3 separate regions of the Homo sapiens genome follow, and all the other regions are linked to region 2. Evidence: chromatin contacts called from ENCODE Hi-C or POLR2A ChIA-PET data. All regions are on one chromosome and are shown on one strand. The core of a region is the stretch at or near the end of the contact, and the rest is flanking DNA. Distances in the headings are between cores, read along the strand shown. Region 1 holds the start of NOC4L (nucleolar complex associated 4 homolog). Region 2 holds the start of ULK1 (unc-51 like autophagy activating kinase 1). Region 3 overlaps LOC105370087 (a long non-coding RNA gene).

Region 1 (4,561 bases), core at 1,864-4,363, 250 kb before region 2:
GCAGCCCTGCCCCATCGAGCCCCCCAGGCAGACTCCTCCTGGTTGGGTGGGCCACAGGAGCCACAGGAGTGTCCCAGCCAACAGCCAGGCTCAGCTCAGCAGGCCCCGCCCCCACTACGGGGCCATCCTGGGATCTGGCCAGCCAGCCAGGCCCTCTGGGAGTCCCCAGCAAGGCCCTCACCTTGAAGAGCTCTCGGGGGAACAGGTAGTTGCCTTCCCACTTGGACTTCTCCAGGGGGTGCGCTCCTTCCAGCTGCACGAACTTCAGGAGTGCGCTGAGGGCCAGCTCCTGGGAAGGGGGCAGTGCAGGGTGGCTGTGATGCCCTCACCCCACGGATGGGCCCAGAGCTCAGCCCAGTCAGGGAGCCCCTCCCATCTAGGCCCAGAGCTGAGAAAAGGGCGGCCGGGCCTTCTCTTGCTCCACACGCCACCAGATGCCACTCTGGGCTTCCGTGTCCCACCCATGACGTAGAGATGACAAGATCTCTAGTTAAAGAGATCCAGTGCTCACGACAGAGTCTGGCGGGGGAAGGGTACACAGCCCAGGTCTGCTTTATGGGCCACCTGACTGCTCTCTCGTCACCTGTGTCACGGGAATGCCACCATAACCCTTGGGAACAGCTGTGAAAACACAGGCGTGTGATGCCAGCATGGTGCCCAACTCAGACCCAGGCTTGGAAGCTCTCATCTCGGGGTGGCAAACTCAGTGCTTTCAGGGCCCAGGCAAATGACACCACAAAGCAAAAGAGCCTCGTGCGGGATGACAGGAGCACACGGCTGTCTCAGAGCTGTCTCTGACTCTCCCTCCAGCCAATCGCAGCCATGAACAAACTTAGACCCCGTGTTGACAGAACTGATTATTTCTTTCTGAGAAGGTGGAAACTGGTTATTTTCACGTGGTATCTCCCCAACATTTAAAAGTCTGCAGCTCGGCTATAATTATAGACAGACGTGTTGGCGAGGATGTGGAGTATGGAACTCTCAAATGCTGCCAGGGGGAGGGTAAGATAGCGCAGCTACTATGGAAAACAGTCTTGTAGTTCCTCAGAACATTAAAAACACAGCTGCTGTGTGGCCTTGTAATTCCACTGATAAGGCATATTCAAGCAAAAGAAACATCACACAAGAGTTTGTACGCGAACGTTCACAGTCCGCTGTTCGTAACAGCCAAAGGTGGAAACGACGCAAATGCCCAGCAACCTACGAGCGGCTGAACGATACGTGCTGTGCTATACGACGCGCTGCTACTCAGCCACAAAGAGAACGAACTTCGAACACGCCGATGAGTGGAAGAAGCCACATACCGTATGATCCCCCTTATGAGGAGCGTCTAAAAAAAGCAAACCCATTGATCCAGGAAGTAACCACTGATCCAGGAGTGGCTGCCTGGGGCTGGGGGTGGAAAGGGGCGGGATATGGAAGCGATGGTAACTGGTACAGGATTTCTTTTCGGGGCGATAAAGATGTTCTGGGATAGCGGCAACCACTGCACAACACAGTAACAGATGCTAACTTCTCAGCTTTAAACGGTAAACTGTGCCTCAGTTATTCCTCACTACAGATTTTAAGAAAGCTCATAATGCATTCCCATGGCTGCAGACCACAGTGTGATCTGAGCAAACACATCTGTGGACTGGCACGAGGCTTGGTGTGCGTGCTCTATGCAAACACAGAGATCCCCGTGGATGCCACTGGAAATGAACACGGATTCTGCGTCTTCAATATTCACTACAGGACTCGATAGCCATGTTTCTGAATGGGACTGAACACCCACAGGGTGATGCTCCCATGAAGGAAGCAGCTTTGCCTGGACAATTGTGGGAGCCCCAGACCTCTGCTTTGTGGATAACCTGGGAGTTGGGGTGCAGGGGATGGACAAGGATGAGGCCAGCCCAATGACCCACCTTGACCTGAAAGGAGGGGTGGCCCAGGAGCTCTCCCAAGCGATTGCAGCAGCTGTGATAGCGGTGTCTCATCCACACCTTGTACTTCCGTGTGGCTCCCTGGGACCCTGCAGACAGGTTAGGGTGGTCAGCCCACGTGAGGCCCACATACGCCACCCTGGGCCCAGCCCAAAATCTCAGGCCTGGCTCCACCCTCCCATTGTCTTCTACTCAGCCTCCGCAGGTGGAAACAGGTCGCTAAGGCCCCCAGACCTGTGCTGAGACCAGCACATTCCCTGAGCCCTGCAAACAGGAAGAGCACCTCCTACCCCAGGACTGCCCCAGCCAAGCTGCCAGGAGCAGGATCCACATCCCCTCTCTTTACTCCAAGACCTGACGTCCCCAGGATGGGGACATAAAGGAAGCTCCGAGTTTAAGCGACCGTGTCAGGATCAGTCAACATCAAATTACAAAAGGGGTGCAAAGCACACAAAAAGTCGTACCTTGTCCAGTGTTCATCTACACTCAGCTGCAGGGCACCCATGTCACCCCTGCCCCAACGCCACCATCCATCTTCCACGGTGGGCTTGGTGCGTCCTCCCACCAGCCTGCACGGCCTGTGCCAGGGTTGGGGGCGCTCATCCCATGGTGACAAAGCCTCCCTCCGACCCACGGAAAGAGAAGAGCAGCCCCGGGGCCCTCCAGGGCTCACCTGTCATGACCATCTCCTCAGAGGGCAGCTGGCCCACAAACAGCTCTCCCCGCTCCAGCAAGGCCCCGAAAAGACGGCTGCACGTGCGGACTGCTTCCTGGATCTCCTCCTGGTCCTCAGACTGCAGGAGAGGCGGCGGCAGGGTGCCCGGCCGCCAACTGTCACCTTCGCCCCTGCCTAGGCTGCCCCCAACCCGTTCCCTTCCCCCTCGGGACGCCAGCCCCGTCACCCCCGACCCGTGACCCACACGCCTCCCACCCTGACCCCCCAACGCCGTCTCGGAACCTCCTGGGGACCTGCCGCCGCAGCCCCCCATTCAAGTCCCGCTCCCGTGCCGCGACTCCGGCCCTGCGACGCCGCCAGGCCCACCTGCAGCACGGCCAGGATGTCGAACACGGCGTTGGCCTCACTGCGGCTCGCCAGCACCGCCTCCAGCCGGCGGCCCAGAGCCCGGCGAACTCCCGCGGCGCCCGGCTCCCGCTCCATGCCGCCCCCAACACGGAACAACGCGGATTCTCAGCCGCCGGCGCTCCCGTGACGTCACCACTGCGCGTAGAACCCGACGTCATCTCTACGCGCCGTACCCCAACCCCATCTTTTGCGCGGAGCCCGAGTCGCAGGCGTGCCGCCGACGTCATCGCAGCGCGCCACGCCCGAGTCCCAGGCGTGCGGCTGGCCATGGCGCTGTTCTACGTCGCGCGGTACCCGGGCCCCGATGCGGCAGCTGCGGCGGGGCCGGAGGGCGCGGAGGCCGGGGCGCACGGCAGGGCCCGCGCGCTGCTCGAGCGGCTGCAGAGCCGGGCCCGCGAACGGCAGCAGCAGCGGGAGCCCGCGCAGACCGAGGCGGCTGCATCGACCGAGCCGGCGACCAGGAGGCGACGGCGGCCCCGGCGGCGGCGGCGGGTGAACGACGCGGAGCCGGGGAGCCCGGAGGCGCCGCAGGGAAAGCGACGGAAGGCGGACGGCGAGGACGCGGGCGCAGGTGGGCCGCGGGGCGAGCGGGCTCCCTCTGGGGCGCCGGCGACTCGGTGCTGACGCGCTGCCGGGTGGGTGTCTGCCTCGCAGAAAGCAACGAGGAGGCGCCAGGGGAGCCCAGCGCAGGGAGCAGCGAGGAGGCGCCAGGGGAGCCCAGCGCAGGGAGCAGCGAGGAGGCGCCGGGGGAGCGCAGCACCAGCGCCAGCGCCGAGGCGGCCCCAGATGGACCGGCCCTGGAGGAGGCGGCCGGACCCCTGGTCCCCGGCCTGGTGCTGGGGGGGTTCGGGAAGAGGAAGGCGCCGAAGGTGAGCCTCGGCGGGCGGGAGGGTGGTCGGCGTGAGAGGGTAGGCTGCGCGGATTCTTAAGTGCGGCGGTCGCCCCGGAAGATTTCGTTCAGCGAATGTTCCCGGGTCACAGCCGCGCCTCGCTGCCAGGTCTGCAGTTTCATCGCCTAGGGGTCTGGATCCTGCACGTGCAGAGCTCCCGTTTCCTCTGCTAGGCTTGCCCCTGTCCTCCCGCCGCGCCGCGCCAGTTCTGCAAGATGTGTTTGCGTGAACGTGCGGGGTTTCCTGCTGTGCGCTCACCGCCTCAGGAGTAAGTCAGAGGCCGTTCTGCAAGCTCCTGACCGTTGGTGTTTTTGCTTAGCACGTGTGGTTTTCGGTAAAGAGATTTCCGGCGAGACAGGTGAAGAAAGCGAGAAGTTTGACAGAGTGCTCGGGCACCTTAGGTAGGGCAGGTGGAGGAGGTTCTCTTTGAGTTGGGATGCAAAGACTTGAAGCCAGGTCAAGGTTGGGGGTTGGGGGTGCCAGGCAGAGGCCTCGAGGCAGGGACGCCGGCGTGGCTGGGGCAGGCGAGCGCCAGGTCACAGGACCTCCTGGCTGCGGGAGGGTGGGTGCCACTGTGGGTTGATGGGAGGCTACAGAGTGAGTTTGCTCAGGGAGTGGCATCTGCTTTTACTGTTTAACTTCTGAAGGCTGTATGGAAAGCGCAT
Region 2 (4,330 bases), core at 1,057-3,556:
GGCAGTGTAGCCCAGGGTGGAGGGGGAGTCCCTCAGAGTCGCTGCCTGGCCAGGGACAGCTGTCCACTCCTTGCTGGCTCCCAGAGCCATGACGCATGTGCAGGCTGTGGTCCAGGCAGGAGGCTTCCAAACATGGAGAGGATGAGGAAAGAGGAGGAAGGGAGGGAGGAAAGCAGGGAGAAAAGGGGTGGGAAGAGGGCGGGAAAAGCAGCAGGAGGGATGGCCCAGCTCCAGGACACAGTGTGCCTGGGTTTCCAGGTACTCGCTGGACCTGGGCCCCCCCCACCCGGCACCTTGTGACAAGCCTCGGTCCCCAAGGCCACAGCAAAGCTCTGAGAGGCGGACGGAGGAGGCCACCAAAACACGGCCTGCCAGCCCTTCCCTCAGCCAGGGGCTGGGCCCTGGGCTCAGTAAACAGGTCACAGAGCCATTAGTCAGCACTTTGGCGGGGCGGATCTCCCGCCTCAGGTTCCTGGTCCCCAGGACGGCACCCTGGCTCCCACAGCCCCAGCCCTGCCTGCCCTGGGCCCCGGGACACGGAGGCAGCACGAAAGCCAGCTGGTCCCACCGCTTGCTTCTTGGGGCCAGCCGGGCCCGAGGTCATCTCCTTGGCCAGCCAGCGGCAGCCGCCTGTGCCCCGGCCCGGCCCTGACTGCCAGCGAGCAGGAGTCTCCGGCGGCCCCTCCCCCGCCCCGTCTGACGCAGAGCGAGGCCGGCCAATGCCGGCCGCAGGAGCAATGTCAACAAACACACGGCCTAGACAGGTGGGCCAGGCCGGCAGTGCTGCCAGGGCCAGCCGGGGACGCCGGACTCAGGCAGGGCCCCTAGGACTGACGCCCGGCGGGGAGGGGATGCCTGTTCAGGAGAACTCAGCCCTGCCCTGGGGCGCCCTGCGGCCCAGACACCCCCTCCCCGGTCTCACAGCTGGGGAAGTCACAGCAAGAGCCAGCACCAGCCCAGGCCTGGACCCAGGGTGGAGTCTCCAGGGGCCCAGTAGACCCCAGCCTGGACAGGCTCAACACCAGTGCTCACCAGGGGATCCAGCACCTGGGGCCACAGTCCCCCAGCCCGGTCCCCAGCAGACCGCAGCCCAGAGGCCTTACCTGGAAGTCGTACAGGGCCACGATGTTTTCATGTTTCAGTTCCTAGGACAGAAACCCAAGTTTGTTATCAGTGTGGGGAGGGGGGCTTGCCCACGCCCACGCCCACGCCCCCTCCCCCAGCACTGGCTCACCTTCAGGATTTTGATTTCCTTCCCCAGCAGCGTCTGAGACTTGGCGAGGTTCTTCTTGTTAATGCACTTGACGGCGACCTCCAAATCGTGCTTCTGAAAGCCAAACGTGCACCTTCAAGGCCAGGGCTGCCCCTCGCAGGCCTCCCCCAGACCCCAGTCCACACAGGTGGGGCCCTGAGATGATCCCGGTTGGGAATCCCGGGACTGGAAGGCCGAGTGGGGAGCCAGGTTGAGGATCGCGCTGGGGGTCCTGGGGTAGGGATCCAGCCTCGAAAGCCGGCTGTGGGACCAGGTTGCGGGGTGTCCCGGGGTGAGGGTTTGGACAGGAAAGTCGGGCTGGGGGTCTCGGAGTGAGGATCTGGGCTGGAAAGCCCGGCAGCGGATCTCGGGGCGGGAGTCTGAACTGGAAAGTCGGGCTGGGGGTCGCGGGGTGGGGATCCTGGGGTGGGGGTCGGCCTGGAAAGTCGAGTGGGGCTCTCGGGAGGCGTGGGGGGGTCCCGGGACAGGCGGGGAATCTCGGGGCGGGGATGCAGGGGCAGGGGATCCTGGGCGGGGGATCCCGGGCCGGACGGGGGCCTCACCTCGCGGTGGCGGCCCTTGAAGACCACCGCGAAGGCGCCGTGGCCGATCAGGTCCTTGCGGGAGAACTCGAACTTGCCCACGGTCTCTGTGCCGCCGCGGCCGGGCTCCATGGCGCAGGCGGGCCGGGGGCGCGGGGCGGGGGGTGGCGGGCCAAGGCGCGGGGGACTCAGGCGGAGGCGCGGGCCGGGGCGGGCGGGCCGGGGGCGCGGGGCCGGGGGCGCGGGGCCGGGCGAGGGCGCATCTCCGGGGCCGCGCGCCCCATCGGGCAGGCCGGGGCCGGGTCCCAGCCCCGCGGGCCAGGCGGGGTCCGAGGGTCGCGCTCCCTCCGGCGCCTGTGCCACGGCACTCTTCCCGGGCTGCTAATCCGAATCCGGATCCGACTCCGACTCCGACTCCGGCTCCAACTAGGGCCCGGGCTCGGCCCCAACGGAGAAACAAAAGAGCCGCGGCGCCCGGGCCTCAGAGCCTGAGACGCCCGCGCAGCCGCACTGCGCGCCGGGCCGGGAGGCGGGATGAGGGCGGGGCCTGCGGGACGGAGCGGCAGAGCCGGGCGTGACGAACAGACGGGGGGCGGGGAATGGGGCGGGGCCTGTCGGGGGGGTGGGCGGCTGGGCCGGGCCATTGCGGGGCCGGGTGGGCTGGGAGTGGGTGGGGCCAACAGCGGACCCGCCCCGGTGAGAGCAGAGAGGCGCGCTGACCCGGGAGCGGGCCACGGGGCTCAGTGTTGATTCCTTGCCCCACTCCCTTCCACGCCCCTTCCCCGCCCCTTCCCCGCCCCGCTTCTTCTCTGCTCCCCTCCCTCCTTTCCCCTCTCTCCGTCCTCCTCCCTCCTTTTCCCCTTCCCATCACCTCTCTCCCTCCCTGCCCCCTCCCTTCCGCCCCCTCCCATGCCTTCCCCCCCGCTCCCCTCCCGCCCCCACTGCCTGTTCTCCTCCCTCCTGTCCCCCCTCCCTGTTCCCCTCCCTCCCCTTCCCTGTTCCCCTCCTTCCCGCTCCCTGTTCCCCTTCTACAGGAGAATGGAGAACAGGCGTGGGAAATGTTCCCAAAACGGGGGACTGCGCAGAATTAATTCTTAGAAATAGAATGGCTGAGTTAGAGGTTAGGCATTTAAAGTTGAGTTCCATAATGCCAAATTGCAAAAAAAAAAAAAAAAATTGTAGACCAAAAAGTTGTCACCCAAACCAACGACATAGCCCATAAATCCGCTGGGGAGGAAAGGTTAGCTAGATGGGCTGCGCATCGGTCCTGTGGAACACTGCACAGAGGTAAATATACCTGTGCTCAAGGGTGAGTTCTCCAAAGATTATAATTAAGTAAAAGCAAAATATGGAACAGGGCACTGTACTGTCTGTCGTTTTAAGAAAGCGGTAGGATTGGGATGTGTGTGTGTGTGAAACGCCTGTAATGTGTACATGGTCGTTCCTAACTATAATGACAGCTAACTCATCACTTAGGCCAAGCAGCGCACTTTCCAGCGATTAGTGCATCCATTCAATGATTCCACGAGGCACTTGCTGTTATGTCCCTGTTTTACAGATGAGGAAATCAAGGCGGAGAAAAGTTGGAGAATGTGTCCAAAGTCACACCGCCGGCAGCCAAAAGAGCCCGGGGGCTCACTCACAGAAGACACAGCCAACAGCGATTGCTCTGGGAGAGAGGACCGGGGAAAAGTTAGTGCTGTTCACCGTACACGTTGCGCGCTAGTTGGAATGGCTTTCACCACGTGCAAGCACTGCTTTTGCAAATGCATGATTCTAAACAATGCTCACCAACCCAGCCTTCAGTACAGTCCTAAAGTAACAGCCCAGAAACACACACTTCAGCCAGGACCCTCCATGCTGCCTCCCAGAGCAGCCCAGCAGCTGGACAGCCTGATGCCCTGGGCTGGATCAGCAAGTCCTGGATGCCTTTTACCTGCACCCAGCTCATCCTCCAGGCCGCAGGACACACAGACTCCCGACCCTGGACTGGGGGCCAGAAGCCACCGAGCTGGAAGGGACAAGAGGTCTCCTGGCCCACCATGTTTGTTTTCCCAATAAAGAGGTTCCACAGTGCCCCGTAGTCAGCCATAGCATTCACTCACATCCTGGAGTGCCTGCTGCACACCGGCCTGCCCAGAGAGCACACGCTGCGAGGTAAGTGCTGCAGTTGACACAGTGAGAACAAGACCCGCCTGCAGGAGCTCCCAGCGCTTAGGGGTGGGGGACAAGAAGAGCAAAGATTGCACCACCCGTGGCAAAATTGCAAGAGAAAAATGAGTGAACAGGTGGCTACGTGCTGAGGTGATCAGGGCAGACCGTGAGGGCCGAGATTGCTAGAGATGGCGAAGCCTGTACTCCTGGAAAGTACTCAGGGAACCCCAGCCCAGCCCACCCTGGCCTGGAAAGCCAAGCTAACGGGGTCTTCACCCCAAACTCAAAGAAATACCCAGGAAGAGTTTAGGAGAGGGTGGGATGGCAAGATGGGATTTGCATTTGGAAACCGTTACTAGGCCCACCGAGGAAGGACATGTTT
Region 3 (4,216 bases), core at 1,341-3,840, 210 kb after region 2:
ACGGACACACATGATTCTCATTCTACAGAGCAGGAAACGGACAGATGTGATTCCCATTCTACAGAGCAGGAAACGGGCACACGTGATTCCCATTCTACAGAGCAGGAAAGGGGCACACCGTGATTCCCATTCTATAGAGCAGGAATCGGACACATGTGATTCCCATTCTATAGAGCAGGGAACGGGCACGTGTGATTACCATTCTACAGAGCAGGAAACAGACACACTGTGATTCCCATTCTACAGAGCAGGAAACAGACACACGTGATTCCCATTCTACGGAGCAGGAAACGGGCACGCCATGATTCCCATTCTACAGAGCAGGAAACGGACACGCGTGATTCCCATTGTACAGAGCAGTAAACAGACACGCCATGATTCCCATTCTATAGAGCAGGAAACGGACACGCGTGATTCCTTCCCATTGTACAGAGCAGTAAACAGACACGCCATGATTCCCATTCTATAGAGCAGGAAACGGACACACGTGATTCCCATTTTCTACAGAGCAGGAAACAGAGACGCCGTGATTCTCAATCTACAGAGCAGGAATCAGACACGCATGATTCCCATTCTACAGAGCAGGAGACGGACACGCCGTGATTCCCATTGTGCAGAGCAGGAGACGGACACGCCGTGATTCCCATTGTGCAGAGCAGGAAACAGGCACAGAAGGCTGGGTGGCATCCCCAGGGTAGTCGGGAGGGAGATGGAGAGCCAGGCTCACACTCAGGTGTCTGGGTCTGCTAAGATTCCTGCTGGCCACACAGTGACCTCAGTTTCGTAGTCACCATCCTCGATGTGAGCCCCACAAGGAGGACGCTACCTGCCGTCCCAGCCTCCCGCTGCGGATGGGAGAGGTTTGATAAAGAAGGAACCGGTCTCAGAGTCCCAGCCTGTGGGCTCTGCGGAGGGGATTAGAAATGGTGCTTCCAGAGTGCCTGAAAGGAGGGAAGCAGCTGCCAGTGCCATCGTCATTATCTACGTTGAGGATGACACAACACCCTTAATGATGCTGAGTGGCTGTTTCCAGACTCAGGGGCTCCCCGCCTTGCTCAGCTGAGCACCTGTCCCGGCTGCAGCCCATCCTCAGCCCTCGGCAGAGCTGGGGCCTGGGCAGCTCGGCCGTCTCCTTCCAGAGGAGCTCAGATATCCTCAGGTGCTGAGGGTCAGCCCAGGTCCCAGTGTGTCCCAGCCCTGGGCGTGGGTCCCCCCACATGAGTGCTGGAGTCAGACAGCATCCCCGCGGGTGGGAGGAGCCCTTCCCGGGCAGGACTGTGCCCTGTTGCAGCTCCATTTGGAGGGAGACTTAACATGTTCTGACACGCAATAGGCTTTCTCTTCAACCCTTTCAAGACTTGGGCATTGATTTTTCTCGTCTGCAGGCTGAAGGACTGGGCTCTGGAGAGGAGATGTAGAAATCGAGGTGGCGGCCGCTGACCCATCGGTGCAGGAGAGAAGCTCTGGAGCCCATGGGTGGGACGAAGGTGGTGGGGACGCAGAGCTGCCCCCAGGCCTGGGCCCAGCTCACCTCCTAGCGCCAGGCACGGCCCCACCCAGAAATCCACAGACAAAGACAGGGCTCTCCAGGGGAACGTGCTCACCCTAAGGGTGGTCCCGCTGAAGACTGGCACAGACTTGGCTTCTGTCCCACACCAGGTCCAGCCTGGACCGTTCCCAAGAGCAGAGGCTGGGAATGTCGGGAGCCAGGAAGTTCCAGGAGTGTCCCCAGGACCATCTGCCCAGTGTGGACAGAGACACAGCACACCAACAACATAACAACACAACACAACAGTTGTGTTACATACCAGACTCAGGGGCTCCTCACCTCGCTCAGCTGAGGACCTACCCTGGCCACAGCCCATCCTCAGCCCTGGGCCTGGGCAGCTCCACTGTCTCCTTCCAGACGAGCTCAGACATCCTCAGTTACAACCACACAACACCAGCACCACACCACAACATAACACAAAACAACACCGCACACCACACCATCAACAGCACTGCCTCAACAAGATAACACAACACCACAATACAACAGCAAGAACATATACAACCATACACACCACACACCACACCATGAAAACCCCAAAACAGCACCACACACCACAGCACACTACAACGTAACACAACATCAACATCAACAATATACACCACACACCACATCACCACACCAACAACATAACTCAAAACACCCCCACACACCACACCATGACATCACAACACAGCATCAACCACACAGCACACCACAATGTAACACAACATCAACAATATACACCACACACCACATCACCACACCAACAACATAACTCAAAACACCCCCACACACCACACCATGACATCACAACACAGCATCAACCACACAGCACACCACAATGTAACACATCAACATCAACAATATACACCACACACCACTTCACCACACCAACAATATAACTCAAAACGCCACCACACACCACACCACAACATAACAACACAGCATCAACCACACAGCACACCACAACGCCATGACAGCAGCACCACAACACAACACCCCATGTGGTTCTGTCACGTGCAGTCAAGGGTGCCCTAGCCCAGACGTGCTGGATGCTGGATGACAAGGAACTCGGTTACAGACGACAAGGACACTCCCAGCCTCGCTGGGGCTGAGCGCTTCCCTCCTGGGGCTCCCTCCACATCTGGTCCTGACCCCCCGTCGCCTCCTGGGGCAGAGCCTGGCCTCCCCTCCCCTCCCCTCCCCTCCCTTCCCTTCCCTTCCCCTCCCCTGCATTAGTCCAGTGGCTGCCTGGGGGAGGGGGGATCCCAGAGCCACCTGCCCATCCCCCCTGGAGGCCATGGAGTTGCTCCACCTTCCTCATCCCCCAGTCTGGGCCCCACCTCTTCCCTGCCCCATCCCCTGGAGGCCATGGGGTTGCTCCACCTTCCTCCCGCCCCAGTCTGGGCCCCACCTCTTCCCCGCCCCGTCCCCTGGAGGCCATGGGGTTGCTCCACCTTCCTCCCGCCCCAGTCTGGGCCCCACCTGTTCTCCTGCCTCCCCCGTCCTTTAGAAGCAGAGGAGGCCGTGAGGATCCAGCACCCACAAGTGAGCTCCGCGCTCCCTTCCCAGGGAGGGGAGGGGAACCCCCACCTGATGTCACCCTCTTTCAATGACTAGGCTTTTAGTGTGTGATTAAACCAGCGGGATTGAGCGATTGTTCTTGGGCAGTTTCTCGACTGTCACCCACGACTCTCCTGGTGTCCACTGCAACCATCTCAACACAGAAGCCCTAGCAGGTGCCGCGTGGCCCGTGTCTCGGGGACTGAGCCCAGGTGTGTGGGTTCAGGCTCTTGGTGGGAAGTGCCAGAGACGGACATCAGCAACTAATGCAGAAACTAACCCACAGGCAGGGCGCCGGGAGGTCCAGGCTTCGGGACACAGGCCCTTCTGAGCCTCCCTCCCCCACCCGAGGTTCGGCATCATCGTCACCACAGAGGCAGCCCCGGGTGCAGCAGGGACATTTATGTCCTAACCAGCAGGATAGAAGGGCATGTGGCTGCCTCGGATAAGTCAGGGCTCTCCCCGGAGAAGACGACAAGGACGTGTGGTGAGCACGTGCTCACGGCAGCGCCAGAGCCCAGCACTAGAGCCAGGTTCGCTCTGCTCTTCTCCATGGCGCTGAAGCACACCTTTGTGTCACCACGGTTTTCTGTGGTGTGACAAGTAATGTTTTCCTAAATACCCAAGTGCCACAGATTGGGAATGTTTTACTTTTTAATACATAAAAGGTCATTAGAGTAATTGACGGTAGGTGACTTCACCCTTGCTACATTCAGACGCGCTGTGTCACCAGATAGGAGGGTCTGGGGTCACAGCTGGCAGGACAAATGCCCAGCTCAGCTGTCCACAGTCAGGAGAGGGCAAACAGCTGGGGGCAGTTCTCTGTGGAGCATCAGAAACCCTGATGCCAATCAGCAGATGCCCGGGAATGTGTTGGCTCACATAGTGAAGAAATCTAGGTTATTCTAGCTGGTTTCAGGTATGGCTGTGTTCTGGCCTCTAGAGACATCTCCAGGACGTTCTCTCTCTCTCTCACTCCATCTCTCTCTCTCTGTCTCTCCCCTGCTCTCTTTCTCTCTCCTGGTCTCTCTCTCTCTCTCTCTCTTCCCGGCTCTCTCCTGCTCTCTTTTTTCCTATTTCTCCCCTGCTCTCACCTCTCTCCTTCTCTCTTTCCCCTGCTCT

The links. A loop is a pair of places that touch in the nucleus more often than their neighbours do. ChIA-PET counts read pairs that join two places held with the same protein, here RNA polymerase II (POLR2A). Pooled maps may share reads with other maps.
Region 1: a map of ascending aorta shows a loop between it and region 2 (2.9-fold over the local background). The contact joins the promoter of NOC4L here to the promoter of ULK1 in region 2. A Hi-C loop is called at or near these places in 2 of 168 maps with a recorded cell type or tissue (aorta and ascending aorta), 4 of 37 single-sample maps with no recorded cell type and 16 of 50 pooled maps. POLR2A ChIA-PET finds 5 or more read pairs at or near these places in 1 of 52 experiments (activated CD8-positive, alpha-beta T cell).
Region 3: a loop to region 2 is called in a pooled map, with 11 times the contacts of the local background. The contact joins the enhancer-like site here to the promoter of ULK1 in region 2. A Hi-C loop is called at or near these places in 3 of 37 single-sample maps with no recorded cell type and 8 of 50 pooled maps.

Annotation. Positions count from the first base shown.
Region 1 is chr12:132,143,009-132,147,569 of GRCh38, reverse strand. NOC4L (nucleolar complex associated 4 homolog) reads right to left here and starts at 3,113. Exons shown (of 15, transcript NM_024078.3): 1 at 2,965-3,113; 2 at 2,596-2,716; 3 at 1,905-2,011; 4 at 182-289. The coding sequence starts at 3,081. DDX51 (DEAD-box helicase 51) reads left to right here and starts at 3,251. Exons shown (of 15, transcript NM_175066.4): 1 at 3,251-3,577; 2 at 3,661-3,875. The coding sequence starts at 3,274. RefSeq lists enhancers at 3,031-3,330, 4,260-4,561 and silencers at 3,341-3,390, 3,461-3,660.
Region 2 is chr12:131,892,598-131,896,927 of GRCh38, reverse strand. It overlaps ULK1 (unc-51 like autophagy activating kinase 1), which reads right to left and starts at 2,306. Exons shown (of 28, transcript NM_003565.4): 1 at 1,816-2,306; 2 at 1,235-1,327; 3 at 1,104-1,145. The coding sequence starts at 1,926. LOC124903059 (a long non-coding RNA gene) reads left to right here and starts at 2,770. Exons shown (of 2, transcript XR_007063538.1): 1 at 2,770-3,081; 2 at 3,353-3,870. RefSeq lists an enhancer at 1-122 and silencers at 490-549, 580-639, 610-904, 2,047-2,556, 2,587-2,636 and 1 more.
Region 3 is chr12:131,681,070-131,685,285 of GRCh38, reverse strand. All of the region lies in intron 1 of LOC105370087 (a long non-coding RNA gene), which reads right to left. Among named protein-coding and RNA genes, the nearest start is that of SFSWAP, 28 kb to the left of the region's middle. RefSeq lists a silencer at 2,856-3,005. Within about 2 kb of position 2,590, at least 2 of the 41 ENCODE cell types and tissues checked have a DNase peak (open chromatin) inside an H3K27ac peak, as active enhancers do.